3 separate regions of the Mus musculus genome follow, and all the other regions are linked to region 1. A link is a loop called in an ENCODE intact Hi-C map of the cell type or tissue named here. Cell type or tissue: gastrocnemius. All regions are shown on one strand. Each heading gives the region's core, and the rest is flanking DNA. Links, peaks and the distances in the headings are about the cores only.

Region 1 (7,222 bases), core at 3,121-5,620:
GTCCTTCACTTTGTCCTCTCTGGGGCTCGATTTTGCCCGGATTAGCTGTGTTAATTCAGTCACAAAACTGTGATTATAGCTAAGGATATGAAACAAAATATCTTCCAGGTCTCATGTAGTCTCAATTATTAAGAATAGTCCCTTTGTCTGAGCCTACTGTAATTCAAGACTTACTGACTTAGACCAAACAACGGGCAGTAAGTTGCCTTCTTCCTACACTCAATGAAACACGGCAATTTGGTCCCTGGAAGGATACTGCAGCTGCTCCAGGGCCTGCTGGTTGATGGTGCTCATGCTGTTGTAGACAAAGGTGCTGCTCAGAAGCACAGCCAGGGCGAAGATCCACGAGTCATTCTTAGGGTCACCCTGGAGAGTACATAGGGAAGGGCAAGCAAATAAAGAGTCTCATGGTCATTCATTCATTCATCCATCCATTCTTCCATTCATTCATCCAATCATCCCATTGTTTATTCTTTCAGCTACACTATCAGTGAATCTGAGAGAAATAACAAAATTGGAAGATACTGCTACATTCAGCCCTCATTCCTAATACTTACACTGATCCATCTCATGCCATTTGCTCCTCTAGCAATTAAATTAACTATAGATTAGTTGTTAGGCTATAGCTTAGTGGTAGATGCACAAAGCCCTGAGTTTAGTTCTGAGAAATGACTGATAAAAAGACAAGATATTCATTGTGTATAAAACATTTCCTAAGTGCCTAGAATACAGTAGGCAATGAAAAAAAAAAAAAACGGGCAGTTATACCTTTATAAATTTATCTCAATTATAGACACAAACCCTATTTCATTAAATGTAACTCTTCCTGTACCTCTGACAAAATGCAGAGGCATGTTTTGTGGCTAGCAAATTCAACATAGTTGCCTTCTGAAAAATAACTTTTTGTAATAATAGCAAATAAACTTGTCAACAGATAAATACAACCATAATGTCAATTGTGCTAGGAAGACAGTCAAGATTATAAACAACAACAAAAAGGCATAGAAAGGCACATGGGGGGGGGGTTAATCTGAGAATTTAGAGCAAGATGTCATTGTATTAGCGAAGACAGTACCTCACCTTTTCTACATCACCAAGGCCTTCAGTGTCCAAAAGGACCAGGGTGTGTGTTGGCTTGGTGGGATGGGGCACACACCACATCCAGATACCCTTGGTTTCGGATTGCACTGTGGAGCCCAAGGAGAAGCCTAAAGGTGAGAGGAAAACAGAAAAGGGTCACAGCAGGAAGACCAGGGCTAGTAGAGTATTGACACTGTGTCAAGGAAAGGGGTTGCTGTCATTCATTTCAGCAAGGACAATCAGTTTAGTTTGTATATAACAGATGCTTTCAAGAAACACTTGGTAAAGATTTCTTGCCTCATTCTTGCAACTCCTCAAAGTAGACTGTGTTATAGAATTAGTTTAGACTCTATTTATTAGTTGGAGTTTTTGATCTGAGTTCAAAGATGTTCAAAGACATGGGGTTCAGCAATTGAGGAACAGCAGCAAATGGTCACATAAGTGGCCTGAGTTCCCTCGGCTTTGACCCTGGTGAGCTTTAGCGTGCCCAGGGCCTAGTGCTGCACATCTGGTCACAGTTCCCTTCATGTAGTTCCAGCCAATGTTTCTCTTGCCACATGTCGGCACTCACTCCTTACCTGCTTCTTTCAAACAAGGAGCTTAGTTCCTACCTGGTCATTCCTGCTGCCTCTCCCTAGACATTTGCTCACACATGCTGGTTCCCTTTGCCCTACAATGCCACTGTGAACTGAACCATCATGCCCTCCCATTACTCCATGACTGGGTGCTAGAGTTTAGATCTAGAATATCAACCAAAGGCTGATGAATTCAAGGCTTGCTCCACACAATGATGAAGGGACTCCTTGTGGAAACTTTTAAGAGGCAAGGCCAAGTGGAGGTCTTCAGGTATGCCTTTGAAGAACACTGGAGAAGGCTGTGTCTCTTTGATATTGTTGGTGTCGTTACTGTTGCTTTCTTAATGCCTGACTGGAAATTAACAGAGCAGCACAGCTCTGCCATAGGCTTCCTGCTCATCTGTGCTGCCTTTCCCACCAGGTCCATAAGCACTGGGGCCAGTTATGGAGGACTTGAATCCTCCAAGCACTGCCAATCAAAACAAACGTGTGTCATCACCAATGTTTTCGCTCATGCATTTGGCATGATGATGGACAGCTGGCTGGTGTAGTGGGCTCCTATCTCCTGCCAGGTCCCTCATGGGCACATTAGATTTATTCATTTTTTGATGCCCCTTCCTCTGAGGAATGGTAGGGACCAGGAGGAGAGATAAGAAATGAGAAAAAGAAAGATTATGGGGATGAAGCTTGGGAGGGGAGAGCAGCTCAAATGTATTATATCCATGCATGAAAATGGCCATATGTAACACAATAGAGCAAAATAAAGCTTTAAAAAGGTTTGACAGGAAATACAAACAACACCCTCCCCACATCCTCACCCCACACCCTGACAGGATGATAGTCCAGTTTGGATGTAGGATATATAAGGACCATATTACACATCCTTCAGCCTATCTATTTTTCAATAGAACAGGTGGAACAATAGTCATACTTGAAATGTGCTTGTGGCTTGGGCAAAGGTACAGAAGGGAGAATGGATGCTTTTGGTTCAGCTGCTGATCAGGCCAGAATAGCGGAGATCAAAAGGAAAGCTGAGGCAAGTCTTTTGATGAAGTTGGGAAACTATTAATACTCAGAAAAACTTAATTTTCCCCCATGGGTTAAGAAATTATAAATTTTATGACAAGAAGGGGAATTTTCACTTGTGAGAGGTGCTGGTATTCTGTCTGGAGTCCACCCCCACATATACCTAGCAACAGCCAGGTCTGCTCCTCCCCATGGCTACCTGGTAACAGCCAGGTAGGCCTGGCCCTATAAAAGGGACTGCTTGGTCTCTCTCTCTCTCTCTCTCTCTCTCTCTCTCTCTCTCTCTCTCTCTCTCTCTCCTTTCTCTTGCCTCTTGTCCCCTTACTCCCCCTTTCTTCCCATTCCCTTCTCCCCTCTCTCCATGTGACCATGGCCAGCCTCTACTTCTCTCCTCTCTCCTCTCTACCTTTCTCTGCCTCTACTACCCTCTTAACTCCCCTTCCCATGCCCCGAATAAACTGTATTCTACACTATACTGTTGTGTGGCTGGTCTCTCAGGGAGAAGGGATGCCTCGGCATGGGCCCACAGAGTCCCCCACCTTCCCCCACACCCCACCAGAACGTATTCTTATATTCTTTATCTTTTTATGACCACAGCAAGAGGGATCAGACTTTTCCACGAGATCACCCTAGAAAAGTGTGCTCAGCTCTACATTAGTCCAAGGAAATTATCCCTATACACCCCAAGGACACTCACCATGGTTCCGTCCTGCAAGACGATTCATGAGGTAGGACTTCCCTGTACGATATAAACCAACAATGGCCACCACCACCAGAGGCTGTGCTATCTGCTCAAGAATCCTTATGGCTTCCAGATTTACTGTCAGCTGATTTTTCCAATTTTCCACCAGACAAATGGGTGCCTCCATGGTCCACTCGGAAGCTGCAGAACCCTGTAACCCAGAACAGTCGCTCACTGAAATATGGGATCTTAAAATCGTCTGTTGTCATCACCCAAGGCAGACACATGTCGGTTTTTGTTTGCGCAACACGTATCTCAAGTTCTGTATGTTTCTAAAGTGGGAAATGAACTCAGCCTTCCCAAACCTGTTACAGTATTTCTCATAGAATATATCACGATTCTTCTTTGAACTATGAAAAGTATTCTCCGGCTTCTTAAAAAATAACATGAGAAAGCCAACAACACTGATGTCTGAGACTGAGAGCACTCGGGTTTTGCAGCGGGTGAGGCAAAAACGCACGTGGCAAAGTTGCAAAGTGGGTAGAAAGGTTTCCTGGCATTCTGAGAGAATTTGAAGTCTGTTTCAGTATGAGAAGTTTGCCGGGTGTGTGTTGGGCACTGCCTTAGGTGGCTGTTATCAAAGAATAAACTAAATGAGTGCAATTTCCTACCTTGGTGAGCCTCTGTTCAAATGGGAGAGAAAACGAAGCAGAAAATGAACACACACACACACACACACACACACACACACACACACACACGTGCCCGTGCGCCCACACACGCCTTAGAATAAAGTAAGTATAGAGCGAGGTAGGGACATTGGAGGTTGAATTCAGATAAATAAAACAGGGACTGACTCCAGCAAAATAAGATAAAATGAAGCCTCTTAGTGACACCTTTGAGGACAGATGTCTGCTATCAAGAAAACATTGCGGACACAAGGAAGCAAACTGGGGGAAGCTACCCTACAAGAGGCTGCAGTACTACTGAGTTTGGCTCCTGGGTACCAGGCTCTCACCACCAAGGATGGGCCTTGGTCATTGTCTCCCAAGCCAGAGGGGTTATTGAATGAAGACCCAAGAAAAGCAGTACATGCACGCTTGGCCCGCCAGGTGGCGCTCTGCAAATGGCCACAAGACCCTGTGAGGTCTGCAGCTTGCACTGGCTTGCCCACCAGGGTGAGTCTGCCACCCCAGAATGGAGATGTCCTGGCAATTTCGCCGGCAGCGTCTGTTGAGAGAAACACATGTGGTTACTCACCCAGGCACTGGCTCTGTAACAGGGACAGTCCTCAGCCAACTTAGTTCTTTCCCTGAGCTTCCTACTGCTCCAGGCTCCTTGGAGCAGCCACTGTTAGAAGTGGCAAAGTAACAGCCGCCCAAACACAAATTGAGATAAAAGGAACTGAAATCGAAACCATGCTCCTTGCTTGATGACTCAGTCAGTCGTTGAGGGCTTGAACAAAATAACAGAATTTGTGACCTCAGCTGAGCTGAGGAATTTCCCAGATCCCCCCGAACTTTCTGCAGTTATCACCCCGCCACATCTTGCAGATTGAGACTTTTTTTCTTTCCTACAGTGTGTTCCATCACCGATGCAAAAAAAAAAAAAAAAAAAAGGAGAAAACAGAATCACACTTGGCACACAAGTCTGTCTGTAGTACTCACCAGGGAACACTACTAATCAATGATTGTCATTGCGTTTTCTGGGTCCCCTGCCCTCTTGGATTTAGACTGCAGTCTAAATCAGCAGTGTGGCCTCCTCCTTTCCCTCCACACATTTCAGAGGAAATGCTCCCTCAGATGCAGCAGGAGAAAATAGCAGTCATTATACAACCTGAACTCAGGCTGTGAATTCGAGCCAAAGGCGACGACTGGACTTCCCCCCAGCAGAAAAGCCCTTTCTCCTCCCTTTCTTGTGTTTTCCAGGGATCTGGGAAATAGAAACTGAAACTGTGTCCTGACATGAACCAGCTTTGTTTAGGGAGTCAAAGATGATTGCTCAAGCCCTGGGTATCCTAGCCTTTTTGTTAAAGGAAAACAAGTCCCCAGTTTCCTTAAAGTGCATATCTGCTGTCAGCTCCCTGTTAGAGTCTTTAACCAAAGTGTTATAAAGATGGTGAACTATAGAGATGGCCACTGTTTACAGTGCAGCTTGCTTGGCAAGAACAATGCATGATTCAGTCAGGTCTGTCAGTAGAGCTAACAACTCTGGGCTGTTCCTTCTCTACTCTGACTGACAGGAAGTTCCCAGTATGCTTTGCCTGTCTTTCTGGGGATGTCTCAAACTACTCTCTTTCTTTGTTTGCCATTTGTCCAACACAAGTGTTCATTCCTAATCTACAAATCCAAACTTCCAAATCCTCCCAATACTGATTTTTTTTTGAGTTCTGACATAAAATCACAAGTAAAAAAAATCTGTTCTATAAAAGTTTCCTGCTTTCATGAATTATTTAAAATATTGTCTATGTGAACTGGCCATGGAAGTGGAGGCAGGGGAACCATTCTGAGCTATATATTAAGCTTGAGGCTAGCCTGGGCTACATGAAAATTTTGTCTCAAAATATATATACAATATGTGGGACGGGGTTCATGTATGCTAAGTTGGCTGTGCTCAGACTACTTCATGTACTTCATGTATAGACTACTTTCAAATAATTCATGCAAAAAGCAAACTTTCAACATTAAAAACAAGACATAGACAGACTGACTTTTCAGTTAATAGAGTTCCAGGTGAGCTACAACAGATATGCTTTTATTATTAACTGCTACAAGTTATCATTAACTATCCTTTAAGGCTGGTTAGGTTGAAGTCCTTATATAATACATATGAGTATCAATTTGTGCTTTATTCCTTCCTTGATCATAAGAAAAAACTATATCTCCCTACTGGACCGACAAGTGAGTGAAAGGTACAGAGTTACCCATGGCATTCATATTCTCACTAGTCCAGCTATTCCATCCTTACATCCCACAGTGAGAAACAGAAGGGTCATATACAAATTGCTCCATTCAACTGATTACACAAGGACATGGGGAGGGGAGTTAAGAGAGTAGCAGAGGCAGAGAAAGGCATAGAGAAGGAAAGAGTAGAGAAGTAGAAGCTGGCCACCAGTCAGAAAGGCTAAGATCAAAAATTCAGGTGACTGCAGATGCTGGCAAGGATGTGGAGAAAGGGGAACACTCCTCCATTGCTGGTGGGATTGCAAGGTTGTACAACCACTCTGGAAATCAGTCTGGCGGTTCCTCAGAAAATTGGACATAGTACTACCAGAACATCCAGCAATACCTCTCCTGGGCATATACCCAGAATATTCTCCAACTTGTAATAAGGACACATGTTCCACTATGTTCATAGCAGCCTTATTTATAATAGCCAGAAGCTGGAAAGAACCCTAATGTCCCTCAACAGAGGAATGGATACAGAAAATGTGGTACATTTACACAATGGAGTACTACTCAGAAATTAAAAACAACTAATTTATGAAATTCTTAGGCAAATGGATGGATCTGGAGGATATCATCCTGAGTGAGGTAACCCAATCACAAAAGAACACACATGATATGCACTCACTGAAAAGCAGATATTAGCCCAGAAACTTGGAATACCCAAGATACAATTTGTAAAACACATGAAACTCAAGAAGAAAGAAGACCAAAGTGTGGATACTTTGTTCCTTCTTAGAATGGGGAACAAAACACCCATGGAAGGAGTTACAGAGACAAAGTTCGGAGCTGAGATGGAAGGAAGGACCATCCAGAGACTACTCTACCTGGGGATCCATCCCACAAACAACTCCAAAACCATATACTATTGCATATGCCAACAAGATTGTGCTGACAGGACCCTGATATAGCTC
Region 2 (7,222 bases), core at 2,730-5,229, 280 kb after region 1:
CAAAACCTAACATAACAGTACAAAAGGTATGCGCTATTCTCTTTCTCTGGGACAAAGCTCACCAGCTCAGCACCTTTACACCCCTTTTCTTTCTTTTTCTTCTTCTTTTTCTTTTTCTTTTTCTTTTTTTTTTCTTTTTCTTTTTTCTCCTCCTCCCCCTCCCCCTCCCCCTCCCCCTCTCCCTCTCTTCTCTTTTTTCCTTTCTGGCTTATTAATGTCCAGATCACAAACACATTGAATTTTGTGGGTAATTTAGTGTGCCATAATTACTCAACTCTCCACATACTATTAATAGACATATATACATAAATGAATGAGCTTAATAGTGTCCCAATAAAACTTTATGTATATGTACCAAAATATGCTATGTACTTTGCATGAGGGAAATCATGGGAAATATTCTTAGTTTTGTAAAAATATGGAAAGTATTTTTAGTTTGTAGTCTTTGTAAAATAAGTTGGTGGCTGGTTATGGTCGCTGGGCTCTAGGTTACTAACTTGTGCTGTATACTTTTGTCTAGCTTTGCCTCTACCTCTCATGGTACTTTAACTCTATATGGCAGTTTCTCAGGTTGTTGCAATTTTTACAGAGATGATCAATTTTAAATAAGGAGCAATACAAGCGCTCCTCTTCTGTTTATTTACCTTACATTTACATTTTCCATATAAGAATCAGTGAAATATGGCTGACCAATTCTATTTTTTCCATATATGGGTTTTTAAGAAAATGGGCAATTTTGTATTTTTCTTGTAAATCTTCCCAATGTTATATTTGGTGCTTGCTTGCTTTGAAACCAACGTTTTGTGTTTTCATCTTTTCTTTACCTGCTAATATTTCTTCTGAATTTAATGTTGCAGGCTAAAGAAAAATTGGCATAGATACATTTTAAAAAGAATGAAAAGTCAATGACAACAGAACATGGAAACAGGAGAGAGATTTGGGAAAGAGGAGTACAAGGAGATACTTGGGGGACTTTGATCAAAGAACATCTTTATAACAAGTATTTATATAAATTGTAGAGTGTTAAAAGGGGATGTGTAGCAATTGAGAATATCAATAAAATACATTGTATGGAAGTGTTATTATAAAAAGTTTAATTACATAAAAAAATTCCCCACAGCTGCTTGCAACTGTTGGCTGTATGACTAGATACACTACTTCCTTTATATACATCACCATTTATACCGTCCCTATGCTTTCAGTTCTACAACAATGCAGTACCTACCCAAACCAGTGCACACAGTAAGGGCAGACAGAGGTGGTCCAAATCCCATGTATTGTATTCCATGTATTCCTTGTATCATATGTGAAATGTTGACACCTTATTAAGTTCTTGGAGTTTTTTTTTAAGTAATTCAAAGCCGTGTAATCAGTGAATGGGACTTTCCGGCCACCTTTCCCTTTAAGCATCATCTGTTATCACATGGTTTAGCCATGTTGAGTGATTTGGGAGAACAGCCTATATTATCATATGGGTTTAGCCATGGTGAGTGATTTGGGAGAACAGCCTATATTATCATATGGGTTTAGCCATGGTGAGTGATTTGGAAGAATAGCCTATATTATCACATGGGTTTAGCCATGGTGAGTGATTTGGGAGAACAGCCTATATTATCACATGGGTTTAGCCATGGTGAGTGATTTAGGAGAATAGCCTATATTATCACATGGGTTTAGCCATGGTGAGTGATTTGGGAGAATAGCCTATATTGGGTGCTGAGGGTTAGGTTTGCAGCTACAGAGCTAGAAGTAAGAACCAATTAGAGTATTCCTAGATATGAATTACTGACACTTAAATGACAGTATGCCTGGTAAACATAGTCTCAACTTTACATTAATCTTTCCTTTGCTTTGTTTTTTACTTCTGAAAACTTAGGTTTTACAGTTCTCTGGAAGACCCCCTTAAGAACGGACCACACCCACCTGCAGCTCCCCAGCTGTTAAAAGTTCATAGTCAAGTAGCCATAGTTTCTAAGGAAGCAGCCACTTACTCTAGGTAGAGTTCTTTTTCCATTTCAGTGCTGGTGATGAATGTAACTACTAAACTCACTGAAAATGGGAGCACAGTTGTGGATTGAGGAGCTAATGTCATTAACATGCTTAGCCTCAGAACACTGCTTTAGTCTGCTTTTATATTCTATTTATGCATTGGTTTAGTTTTTAACTTCTAATACAGAATGAAGAAGTCTGTGTCTTTTGTTTATTCACTTTGAGATATGTTAAATTAACTTCCTGAGTTTGCCTTTAGTCTCTTCAGTTCAGTCATTTACCTCTGAAAGAAGAGAAGCAGAGAGAGAGCTCATGCTGCAGACAGACATGTTCTTAGATGATAGAGAAGGACCTGCACGACATTGATGGTTCTTTCATATTTATTATTATTTTTTTAACCATTGGAGGGTAGAACTTCATTAATTTCCTCTTTTCCTGGACTACAGAATGGCTTACCGTTACATTTTTAGCTGATTATTTTAAACCTGGTTTCTATTTCTTATTCACTTTCCCTCAATAGTAACCGTTGACTCAAAGACAGGAGAGACTGAGAGACCCACACATTGAATCTCTTGGTACCTGCTCTTCACCCTAGCGCTCACTCACATGTCCTCACTGCACTGAAAGCGGTACACATAGCCATACGTTCCGATTAGAGATATGCAGATCACCTTTGTTTCTATATGATCTGTTAAAACTGACTTCCTGTGATTCATGTAATCACATCAGTGGAGGCAGGTTCTTAATAACCTTTGTGGACTTGGCCTCATCGCGTGTTGGAGGTGGCCATTGTCACAACTTTTTAAACCAAAAAGTAGTTACAGTGCTATAGCGATGTTATTATTAGTAACTTAAATCCATAGAGGAAGATAAGAAGAAAATCCCACTCCATGTTTTTAGACTATCCTATTTAAATAGAAAAAAATTCAATAAATCTTGATCACCAGTTTTGAGAGTCCTGCATTCATAGTGATGGACTGTAAATTCTTTCCCAGATATTTTACTATTTGTAAAGAAAGAAAAAAATAAGTATTTTAGGTCATAAGGACACCTCTGAATATGAAATTTTATCTCATTTAAAAACCTACACAGCTAAGTCAAAATAGAACTGTGGGATTTTGCTGAGAAGATGATTTGATTATTTATATTCTTGAAAACTGTTTAACTTTTCCATAGATTCTTACCACCCAGAATAGCTCAACCCTATATTATTTTAAAGTTATTTCCTGTTCATGTTAATAAATGCTGTTGCTTCTGAACATGTAGGCAGTTCTGCTTCTAAGACATCTCATGAAAATGCCATGAACTAGGTATATGTCTACTCCCAGACAGCTCGTCTTATGTAAAAACTTTTTAAGAAAAATTCCCTTATCCCTGCTTACAGAATCGCAGCTTTTATTTTCAGATTCATTTTCTTCTTGGTTGTCTATGTATATATATGATATATGGGATATATAATGTGGTTGACATTACATTGTGCTTGATGAAAAAACAGTCATAGGCTTACGCATTAAATTTAAATGTCTGAAATTTCGGATATAATTAGTAAGTGACCTAAATAACTGTCATTCCTTTACATGGCTCACCTTCATGTCTAAATACTGATGTAGAATAGGTGCCGACTTGTGTTTATTCTGCTGTCTTTTCTTACTTTCATTTTTTCTTCCCCCTGTCTTTTTTTCCCTGTCAAGTGTAAGCAGGTCTACAAGAACTGTAGAAGGTGCTTTGGAAGGCTTTGGAAACTTTCCTGCCTTCTCCCCTCCTACTAGATACAGTGCTGTAGTCGTCAGTGATGCGGCTGCCACTGTGTCTGCTGCTCTCGCTGCGAAAACCAGGTAGAATTATGTGTGCAGTATATGTCTGTGGTCCCAGCGTCTTCCAGTGTTCAGAGGCTGGGTTCTGTAGTGAGCTCCCCCTTGTGTCGTATGCGTGTCACACAGGCTGTGAGTAAATCCACAGGATTGGAGAATGTTCTTGAAAAGCAGCCATGGCTCCATTTTCACAGCTCCCACTATTCGTATCTCTCAGTTGTGCTCACTATCATGTATTATGTTCCTACAGACTTTAGAGTTTATAGCTTTCAGTTGTCGCTGAGGCTGAGTCAGGTAGAAATTAAATTTCTGATGATGCTATCGTATTCCACAACATTGGTGAATTAAAGCCTAATTATTCCGTGAAACAGCCCTTCTATGTGCCTTGCTTCTATACTATTTCACATTTATAGGTGTAATGCTTGCTTTTTTTTTTTTTTTTTTTTTGGTTTTTGGTTTTTGGTTTTTAGTTTTTCGAGACAGGATTCCTCTGTATAGCCCTGGCTGTCCTGGAACTCACTTTGTAGATCAGGCTGGCCTTAAACTCAGAAATCTGCCTGCCTCTGCCTCCCAAGTGCTGGGACTAAAGGCGTGCGCCACCACGCCTGGCTTAAATGCTTTTGAAAGCTAGCCTTGCATGACTGTAATAAAAATTTCCTTAGTTGTTTTTGTATTTGAGAAAAGGTCTCTCTGCATAGCCCTAGCTGTCCAAGGAACTCACTTTGTACACCAGACTGTTTTAAATCAAACTCACAGAAAGGAAGATCGGCCTGACTCTGTCTCTCAAGTACTGGGATTAAAGGTGTGTGCCATCCGGCCAAGCCAAACAATACAATGAAATCTCGGTGCTTCTATTCACCCTCCCCACTGCTTTGCTTTGTCTTTGTCTCCCTCCTCCCCATCTCTTTCTCACTCCTAAAGGAGATGTCTCAGACCGTAGACTGAAAGCGGGCATTCTTTTGTGGACACTGCAAGTTGTCACTGACGCTCCTCTCTGAATGCTTGCCAGGCTCTTCGGCCCTGAAAACTCCCAGTCTCTTCTGGATGCACTGTGCATCAGCACTGTCCCCAAGCCTCTAGCTCTTTCCTGTCTTCAGTCCTCTGAGGAGTCGAGTGGCTCTGTCCACGTTAAGAAGAGCAGGTACTATGGAGGGACCATGGCTTGTGGAAGGTTGTTTCCTCTAACAGCACACTATGATGTAACAGGCCAGATGCAAAGGTTGCAGGACTGATGTAAGCTGTGTTGAATTAGCTGCACTTTCAATGCAGTGCCCAAGCCCATGCATGCTCTCTCATTGGCCTGTCGCTCACCTTCTAATCCATTACGATGTCTTTAATAGCACTCTTGATGTTTGGTATGAGGTCATGAATAATTTTGCCAATATTTAAACTGTAGTGGAATCTGGGCTTTTATTACATGGCTACAGCTGCAGTACCATAGTCAAATGATTAATAATCCATGCATTTTTAAAAGATGGAAAGCAATATAATTATTATGGCTGACTACTATCTTATAGTCCATATGCATGAGAATTTTACTTGAAAAGTTATTTAATTTTTACTGTATGTGCTAAATGCATGTGTTCAGCTTTATATTGCTGTGATAATATACATGGGATAAGCAGTTTGTGCAGAGGTAAGGATTGTTGTGGCTTGTGGTTTGGGGTTTCGGTGTGTGGTTGCCTGGCTCCATTGCTTTTGTGCCTGTGATCAGGACCATGTGTTAGAGCTGAGCTGTTTAACCTCACAGTGGCAGGAAAGGGGAGGGGCTGGGTCCCCATGCTATCTGTAAGGGCACACTGCTTATCACCTGACTGCCTCCCAATGGTGCTCACCTCCTCAAGGGTACACCACTTCCCATAGTGCCACAGGCAACCACTTAAGCTTTTCCAGAGCCAAACTATAGAAAATCAGAAATAATTACAGAAAATTAATGGTTAACCCAGAAGTTACTAAGCATAATACAGAGATAAAAATAGCCCAGGGTTGGCTAAATGTGTAATCTCAGTGAGTCAGGCAGAGAACATATGTTGTGTCAAATGTAAAATCAGTAGCAAAGTAAACGTCTACCACTGTAGCTAGTGGTGGTCGGCTATAACGAGCTGTCAGTCTCTGGCTACCCAGCATTACAGAGCTTCTCATTATGCTACACTGCAGTTCTACAGTAGTTAGTAAAGTGTTTAAGTTGGTGTCAGGGAGAGCAGACCATTTCTAAGGGAAAACACTGAAGTTGTTTAAATTTTAGGTTCTTGAGTCTAGTTGGACCACACTTTAAGAACTGGATGGGATGTTATGTGACTCTACTCCTTCAGAGTTCCTTGGTCATCATCACATAGGTAATACCTGCAGCTCCAGCCTGAAAGAAGCTCTCTGGGAACCCTGTGAGAGGGAACATTAGTAGTCCGTGCTTTGCCTTTTATCAGCGGCGATACACAAAGCACATATTTTGATATTTGAGACAGGGTGTAGAGTTAGGAGCATGACTCAGTGGAATGCTTGTCTAAGAGCTGAGGATCTGGGTTCTGTTTCTATCACTGGAAAAATAACCATAATGTACATAAGTACACATGACTTAGATTTTTATAGCTTCTTTATAGTGTGCCTCAGATCCTTAATGTTTGAAAAGTAAGTTTAAAATTTAAGTATTAGGTGTTAGTGGGGAGAGAATTTATATAAACCCTTGTATAAAAAAATACAACCTAAATTAAAACATGTTAGCTTACAATAATCTTCATAGGACTTTTAACTTAATTTAAATAATTGTAATTTAAAATTGTACCTCAGATTAAAATCCAGAACTGAAACTATACTTATAAGTAAATTGTTACATGAAGTATTAATTTAGTAACCATATTCACTAACAATATCATTACCATTAAACTACACACTTAGAACATAGATACAATTATCAGTGCCATTTTCAACACTTAACTCAGTGTTGAGGATTGTACAAGTACTTTAGTTCATGCTTGTTATAACCCTGGAAGAAAGGCAATATATTTGTACTGTTTGAAGATAAAGAACTTTACTAAGGTTAAGTAATATACTCCTAGCATGGCAGAGTTCCCATCCTTAAGTAATCTTAATGTAGTGAAGACAAGGTACATATAAAACTTACAGTTTTTAAAACAGCCATCACAAGTGAATGTACATTTATATGCCAGATATTAAATAAATGATAATAAATAGATAAGTTAATTACAAGTAGTTAATTTGTAACAGCTTGAGGAGTTAAATATAGAATAGTGTTAAAAATAGAATAACTGCCTATGGTAGAGCACAGCACTAAGTGGGTACTTTTAGTTCTTCTGTTAAGCACAGGTAGAACTCGGATGCTTGCAAAAGGAAGGTGTTGAAGGGTACCTGTCGTACAAAGTCTGCCTGGAAAGAATAGTAAAATGTAGTGCGGAGAATAAGGATGT
Region 3 (7,222 bases), core at 2,068-4,567, 290 kb after region 1:
AAGATAATGGTAGCTGAATCTCTTCTTTCCTGGTGTTTTGAAACCTAAAACACTGGACATTCTACAAGGCAGGAGATATTGTCTCTTTGTTACACTGTCTGCTATATGTGATGTCTAAATACTACAGAACGGGCGAGTGACAGTGGAAAATGGTGACTGGCAAGGTGTCAGGAAAACAGTTTGTGATGTACTATAATATATAAAAAGAACAACATTGATGCTATTTCATACAGGTTATTACGGATACTCCAGCAACTAATGTCCTTGATCTGATGATTCTTTTGAAATGTTAACGAGGGATGGAGAGGGGAAATTCAATGTGAGGATTGGTTACATAACATATTGTAGACTATTTGAAAATAACTTCCATCATACAGAAAAAAAAGTTAACTGCTTTTTCTTCTTAACAAAGGGAAGTCCCTCATGATTTCAGAATTATTTGTGTATTACTTCCCTGTAAGGAAGCAGACTTCCTTATAATTGTTATAATTATAATTGTTTTGCTGATTTCCTTCTTTGCACTTCTCTAACTCAGCACCTCTCCTCTCCTCGCCAGTGTTCCACTTCCGACTTAAAGTCACATGAGTTCTATTCTCCCAACCCACTCTCAGAGTTTTCTTTTTTAAAAAATAAAAGTCCACCGGTGTCTTGTTTTCCTTAAAGCTTTAATGGATTTGGAGAAGCAAGGCTCATGGCTGAACTAGATTGATCCCCCTCACCACAGCTGTTCCCTTCCTTCCTTACAGTAGCACCCAGGAGCCTTCTCAGCAACCGGCGTCATCTGGAGCTTCACCTCTGAGCGCGTCTGAGGGCCCCGAGAGCCCAGGTTCCAGCAGGCCCTCGGTGGCTGGCCTCCGCTCCGCTGCTGCTTTCAAGCCTGTAGGATCCACCAGCGTCAAGTCACCTAGCTGGCAGCGTCCAAACCAAGCAGGTATTCCAAAGAAGTCCCGCACTCTTGGCTTTTCTAGAACGGAAGTTTGAAATGTGTTCTAGCAGGTACAACAGTACTTTGCTAGTGAAAACCATTCTCAACTATTTAAGATTTAGGACCAACTATAAAGAATCTCAGCAGCTGCTTTGCTCTTCCGAATGTCTCAGCAGCATCCTGTGTGCCTCATACGTGCCCTTTGCTTGTTCTGGAGACGTAGAAATCAAGAGGGGAAAGAGCACACGGTACTGGAAAGGAGGTATTTAAATACTGACACATAGCACTTCAGGCTCAGTGAAGAAAGCTGAATTCTCAGTCACCTCTCAAGATAAGAACTTCAGATACAAATATTCATCCCTCTGACCCTCCATCTTCTGATATATAAAAGTCAGGAATTCTAAACTATCTACTGTTTCTCCAACGTAAGCAGTGTCTATGGGTAAACGACAGAAATAGCCATGCGAGGAGCAGGGAGGTAGTTTAGTTGGTCAATTCCTAACACATTAGCCAGAAGGTCTGAGGTCAGTCCCCAGAACTCATGTAAAAAAGCCTGCATAGCCACCTGTATGTGCTTGTAATCCAATCACAGGGGGACAGAGACAGGGAATCCCTAGTGCTCCACAGCCGCCAACCTGCCTACTCAGCAAGTCCCAGGCCAGTGGGAGACCCTGGCTCAGAACTGCACAGATAGCACCTGGGAATCAACCACAAGTTGGCCTTGGGCTTTCACAGAACATGTACACACACACACACACACACACACACACACACACACACACACACACACACTACGTCTGTTAAAATGATGGGACTATACCTTGGGACTTTCCAACCCCAAGTTCAGCTTTTCCCTTCTCCTGGGTACTGTGTCATTAAGTTCCTTACAGTACCTAACTATTGATTATGTGCTATCTTGTCTGATGATCTCCAGTATCCTCAAGGCCTTTGAAATGCTTGCTGTGTCCTGGTAACATTTCAAATGCAGTGTGCCTGAAAATGTGATTTCCTGCCCTGGGGAATGGTGTATGCCCTCTGATCAGCAGCAGATTGTGAACTTTAGACTAGACTCCTCATTCTCACAGTATCCAATACCAGCAGGCGCTCCGATACAGTATGTATCACGCCTGTTCTCTCCTTTGCCCCATTGCTTTGGCTCAGGCCCTCATCAGTGACTTGTTGCTTATTTTATGTCACAGTGATGTTTGTACATGCTGTTGGTTCTGTGGAGAAGCTCCAAGAACATGGAAGGTTGACTCAGGCTCACTTGCAGAGGCACAAATCCCTTATTGAAAAGGACATAATATTTGTATTCCCTGATGGTTGAGAGATGTTGAATACCTTATTAGCCATTTGTATTTCTTCTCATGAGAACCCTGATCCGTTCCATAGCACATTTGGGGGTTAGGTCTTTTGTTTTCTTGACGTTCACTTTTTGAATTGTCTACTCTAGATATGAGCTCTCTTGTTAGATGCATCCTGGTAAAAGGTTTGTTTTTGTTTTGTTTTTTAGTTCTGTAGGGACCTCTTTTTTGATCGACCATTTTCTTTATTGTGCAAACCCATTTTAAGATCCTAGGGTCATGCTTGTCATTCGTTTGCCTTCTTTTCTAAATAGCCAGAATCCTATTCAGAAAGTCTTTACCTATGCCTGTCTTTAGTGTACTCCCTACTCTTCCAGTTAACCAAGAGCAGTATCCACAGTTTCATGCACAAGACTAACCCTAGACTGGGCCCATCACTATTCCATACTGGTTTCGAAAGAGGCTCAGGAAGCCCCACTGGGAAGCTGTTCAGCAGGCCACCACGGATGGGCATACTAAGGAAGTGGACCAAAATCCAGTGGCTAGTCCTCCATCCGTGCTTATGCGACAATTCTTACACTCAGCGGGTCTCCAAAGCGTGTGCACATCCTCTGCTTACTTTAAACTGTCCAGAGGTCATCTACCCACTCAATGTAGTGTAAGGGCTATGCTTACATTACATACTGCTGTGCTGCATTGTTTAGGAGATATGATGTGACATAGAAGTCTGTAGATGGCTAGTACTTCTTTTCCCCCTCAGATACTTTTTATCCAATATAGAAACTTCAGAATGGAGGGCTGACTGTATCTGTGTTTTCAGGGAAAGAAGATAGGCCATTATATATAATATAGAGATCTTTACAAGAATTAGAGGGCTAAATTATTTCTAGAAGCAAAGTGTTCAGACTAGCCTCTGACACTTGTGGGTCATTGCCATAGCACGACCGATTTCTTTGGGAGGAAGATAGTGATAAAGCATAGCAGTATAGAGCTATTTCCATCCACTTCAAGCCCGTATATTGTGACAGGGACTCGCTGTAGTTATCTTGCATGTGTTTTTAGTACCAAAATAACTAAGAAAAAAAAATGGCTTTGATGTAATTGGAATGTGACAGGACAGTGTCTTATAAGATACAAAGTGCTTAATTTCTAAGTCAAAGCTGAAATCCGGACAGAAAATGTAGCTGATGATTAGATAATTCAAAAACTCATAATAAAATATTCTTTTCTTTGTAAAATAATTCCTGGGAAAAACATTACATTAAAACCACCACAAGAGGGTGGTAGAGTCCTTTCTTCTCTGATTCTTAAGAGAATAATCAAATCAGACAAGCAGCAACTGTAGTCATGAGCCTTATGCCTAGCATTTAAAACATGATATGTTTGTAGAAACTATAGGTAATTTAATATGAGAAATATTATAACCTAGTAGCATACATATCATAAAACAGTATTGTCAAACAAAATTTTTTTCTATTGTGAAATTGTAATTCAATTACATCATGACACTTCACTCAAAATCAAAAATACATTTGAGACAATGCTATCACTTTAGTCTGGGAACCTAAAAATATGTATTTAATACTTTCTTACTAGACAGATTCTAATAGTTTATATTACTTTGTAGAATTTAAAAATAAAACTTAATTTCCAGGCTCTCATGTTTCTATCATACAGTACCTAGAAGTATGTCATTTAAAAGAGCAAAATGACACTCCTTTAGAACATAGTATTAGTATTTGACATTTCTAAGAGATTCCTGATGAAGATGTGAAAGTCCTTTGGAACTAGGGCATGGTTGGTGGTTCTTGATAGTTTCATAGTTCACCTGTGAAAGCAGCGGTGCAGGTCAAAGGGCAGCAGAACCTGACAGCACAAGTCACTGGGCCATGATGACTCACATGGAAAAAAGCCAGGGACATGGCTGCTGCCCCACTAAGAGCTTGATTTCCTAGTTAGTTCATATATTTGCTCTGCTCTCCACAACGGAAAGAAAAACAGACTTGATCTAAGTATTTTAAAATAACTCCAGTAGTTGTCGGGGAAGATGGTCAGAATGAGCAAGTTCCAGTCTGTGATTAACACAGTTGATTCTGAAATCAGTGTAATAGCTGGGAGATGGCATTTATTTAGTTTTATTTTGTTGGGACATATTTGTAAATCTTTATGGGGTACATTCTGATAATTTGGCACATGTATACATTGTTTGATGATAGAGTCAATAGTAAGTACTTCCTTTTCTTCAAAAACAAAAACTATTTTTTTGTGTTGGAACTTGGTATGTAGCCAGCATGCCCCCAAATGAAATAGAATGGGGCAGAACATTCCAGAGTATTTTGATGTGCTATTTAAAAATATTATGAGAACTGTAATTTTATAAACATGTTTCATGATATATTACAATACAAAAAGTGGGAATATTCAAAGGCTAGCACACAGATATGCTTTGGTGCAAAAGGTGAGGAAGTGTGTTTACTATGCTATATAGTGTAGAAAATACCATGAGAAGACTTGATTTTAAAAACATATATTGTACTTTTTGTTAATTGAATTGGTAATGTATTTTTAAATGAAAGGCTTAAAAGCTCAAAAGAAAGCAAAGGGGGGACTTTACCAAAAAGGTTTTTTGAAATTGTAAGACATTCTAGTGTATTCTAAGCCTGTGCTTCACTTATGTAAGTCTCCTAAAGTTCTGCCTTTATTAGATGTTTCTCTTGTGGTGTTGCAGAACTTGTATAGAGTGTATACCATAGTGTATAGTATATAGTGGTGCATAGTACTGCGGCACCTTCCAGAGTACAGTGACGCTAGAATAGATGACAACCAGGAGTTGAGTGTGCATGTAGCAGCATTAGAGTTTAGACTGGACTGTTTTCATGAGGCATCGTCAGTGCCACTTCCTTTTATCATTAAAACTTGCCAGCTGGTCATAAAAAGATAACTCGTTTGAGATGGAAAATGTTTAAAATTCATAGACTAGATGAGAATACTAAGATAGAAAAGTAGTAGAATTCAAGTTGAGTTTTGAACAAGTCAGCAGTGTTACTGCCTACTTCCTCATGCCTGTGTCACATGACTGTCACAAATAGAAACAGTGACTAGAACCTAGGGACGTACGTAAAAATGGAGTTTTTTCTTGTTATTTATCAGAATTGGGATTTTTTTAAACCTATATTGAATTCACTTTTGTTTGTTTGAAGAGCTAGGGATGAGTCCCTGGGCGTCATACATCCCAGGCATATGCCGTACCACTGAGCTACATCGTACAGCCTCAATATTTATGTATTAAAATTTTATTTGTGAAAGATTCATATTATATATAAATAATAAGTGGTTAGATGAGTATTTTTAAACCTTTGTAAATTTAATAGTAATAGTTTAAAAATATATACCTGTGTTTTTGTAGGTGACCTAATTTGCTATGTAATGGTTTTTCTACATTCCTAGTAAGTTATGATCACCAGATTAGGTAAACTTAAATCACTAGATGCAAATATGTGTATAAAAATATTACTGTCTTACCAAATATAGTAAAACATATTTTTCATGAAGGCACAGAGGGCCATTTTGTGTTGAAATACATTAATTAGCCTAATCAAACACAGAATACAAACGATCAATTTGCTGGAATATAAGCAGTGCTTTGCTACGTCAGGCTGTATCGTCCATTGTACTTAGTTGTATGGTGTGGTGTGGGTGGCTCTGGTGTATGTAGTGTGTACCCCACCGGGTATGAGTTCTACGGGGCTACCCTTTTCAGTTTTATGCTTCTGCTTTTTGCAAGAAGGATCTTGTATGACTCTGGCGGACCTCAAACTAATGATGCTTCTGTCTCCACCTCCCTAGCAGCTATGATGATGGGTTTGTGCCACTGTGCCCAACTCTGAGGCTAACCTTTTGAGTCTACAATTTCTTTGTTAAAATAAGGATCTTAAAGTACCTCTGCAGCACTGCTGTGAACATATGAGCTGGCATATTGACATGCTTAGAAGATAGAACAGGAAGGGTTCAAATTCCACCCTTTGACACTGTCATAACAGTATCAAGAACTTAGACTGTTTTGCAGCAGCAAAGTGGATGTCACAGAACTTCCCTGTGTGCAGCTGTTTGGAGCTCCCTGCTGCAGGCAGTGTAGCTTCTTCCCGGGGCCTTCAGTGAGTTTCCTCCTCTCCACTATCTTCTGCAGCCTCATTTCATAAGATTGCTCCCTGTGTTTCTAGTTCAGTCCAGCCAAAATTGCCAACATCCATTATTCACACAGTTCCATGCCTTGTACAGGCTGCTCCACCTGCTCTCCCACCCTGTAACTCCTCTGGTCAGACACCATTTATCACCTGCTTAGTCCAGTTTCCCTGAGCCTCTGGCTGGGCACCTATTCTTTCTCCATGATCCGTACAACTGTGGCAGTGTCTTTACCATAGAACTCATTATGTTCATTTTAATTGTTTTTATAGACCTTGAAGGGTGTGGCCAAGGTTTACCATACTAACCCTTGCTTTAGAGCACCTGCCTGGTATGTTGCAGTTTCTTTGGTAAATGTTAGTGGGTGAGTTCATAGACCAAATGCCTTATTTTGAAGCCTTTCATGTAATTTGGGGGGGGGGGGGGGAACAACATTCATTTGTCATCATGATGTTCAGTCTTCATGAGCTTCAGGTTTCTTTAAGTGTTACTGAACAAAGGTGAAAGCAGTATCTGACAAAGCAGCTATTTAAAAATCCCAAAGCGCTGAGGACAAGGCCATGCTACCAGCCTCCTGAAGCATCAAATTAAGAGTTAAAGGAGGTGAATGTAAGCAATACTGTAATTACTTGCTGCTCTCTATAGCCAGTAATTCAAAATATTAGCAATTCTGTAACCATGGCCCAATTTTCTTTCTCTAAAAAAATAAGGAAATCATTGTAACCAAGGGACCAAACAGTGGAGCACAGTGGGAATATTAGGGATGTGGCTCATCTTACTTTGGATAGTAAATTTGAGCACAAAGCACCAG

The links. A loop is a pair of places that touch in the nucleus more often than their neighbours do. Peaks named below come from ENCODE experiments on the same cell type or tissue, not always from the same donor. Only the 100,000 strongest peaks of a DNase experiment are listed, where the experiment ranks them.
Region 2: it touches region 1 in a loop (2.9-fold over the local background); 3 of 42 quality-filtered maps call a loop at or near these places.
Region 3: it touches region 1 in a loop (2.4-fold over the local background); 3 of 42 quality-filtered maps call a loop at or near these places.

Annotation. Positions count from the first base shown.
Region 1 is chr3:142,558,092-142,565,313 of GRCm38, reverse strand. Gbp3 (guanylate binding protein 3) reads right to left here and starts at 4,958. Exons shown (of 11, transcript NM_001289493.2): 1 at 4,624-4,958; 2 at 3,379-3,574; 3 at 1,081-1,208; 4 at 257-366; 5 at 1-67. The coding sequence starts at 3,550. In gastrocnemius, for the core only: a CTCF peak has its summit at 4,476 (motif pointing right); a DNase peak (open chromatin) is centred at 4,509; H3K4me3 peaks cover 2,174 bases; H3K27ac peaks cover 1,512 bases.
Region 2 is chr3:142,279,571-142,286,792 of GRCm38, reverse strand. All of the region lies in intron 7 of Pdlim5 (PDZ and LIM domain 5), which reads left to right. Among named protein-coding and RNA genes, the nearest start is that of Pdlim5, 110 kb to the left of the region's middle. In gastrocnemius, for the core only: a CTCF peak has its summit at 3,902 (motif pointing left); a DNase peak (open chromatin) is centred at 3,902; H3K4me3 peaks cover 673 bases; H3K27ac peaks cover 272 bases.
Region 3 is chr3:142,271,526-142,278,747 of GRCm38, reverse strand. It overlaps Pdlim5 (PDZ and LIM domain 5), which reads left to right. Exons shown (of 13, transcript NM_019808.3): 8 at 747-931. Among named protein-coding and RNA genes, the nearest start is that of Bmpr1b, 110 kb to the right of the region's middle. In gastrocnemius, for the core only: a CTCF peak has its summit at 3,501 (motif pointing right); no DNase peak of the experiment used is centred there.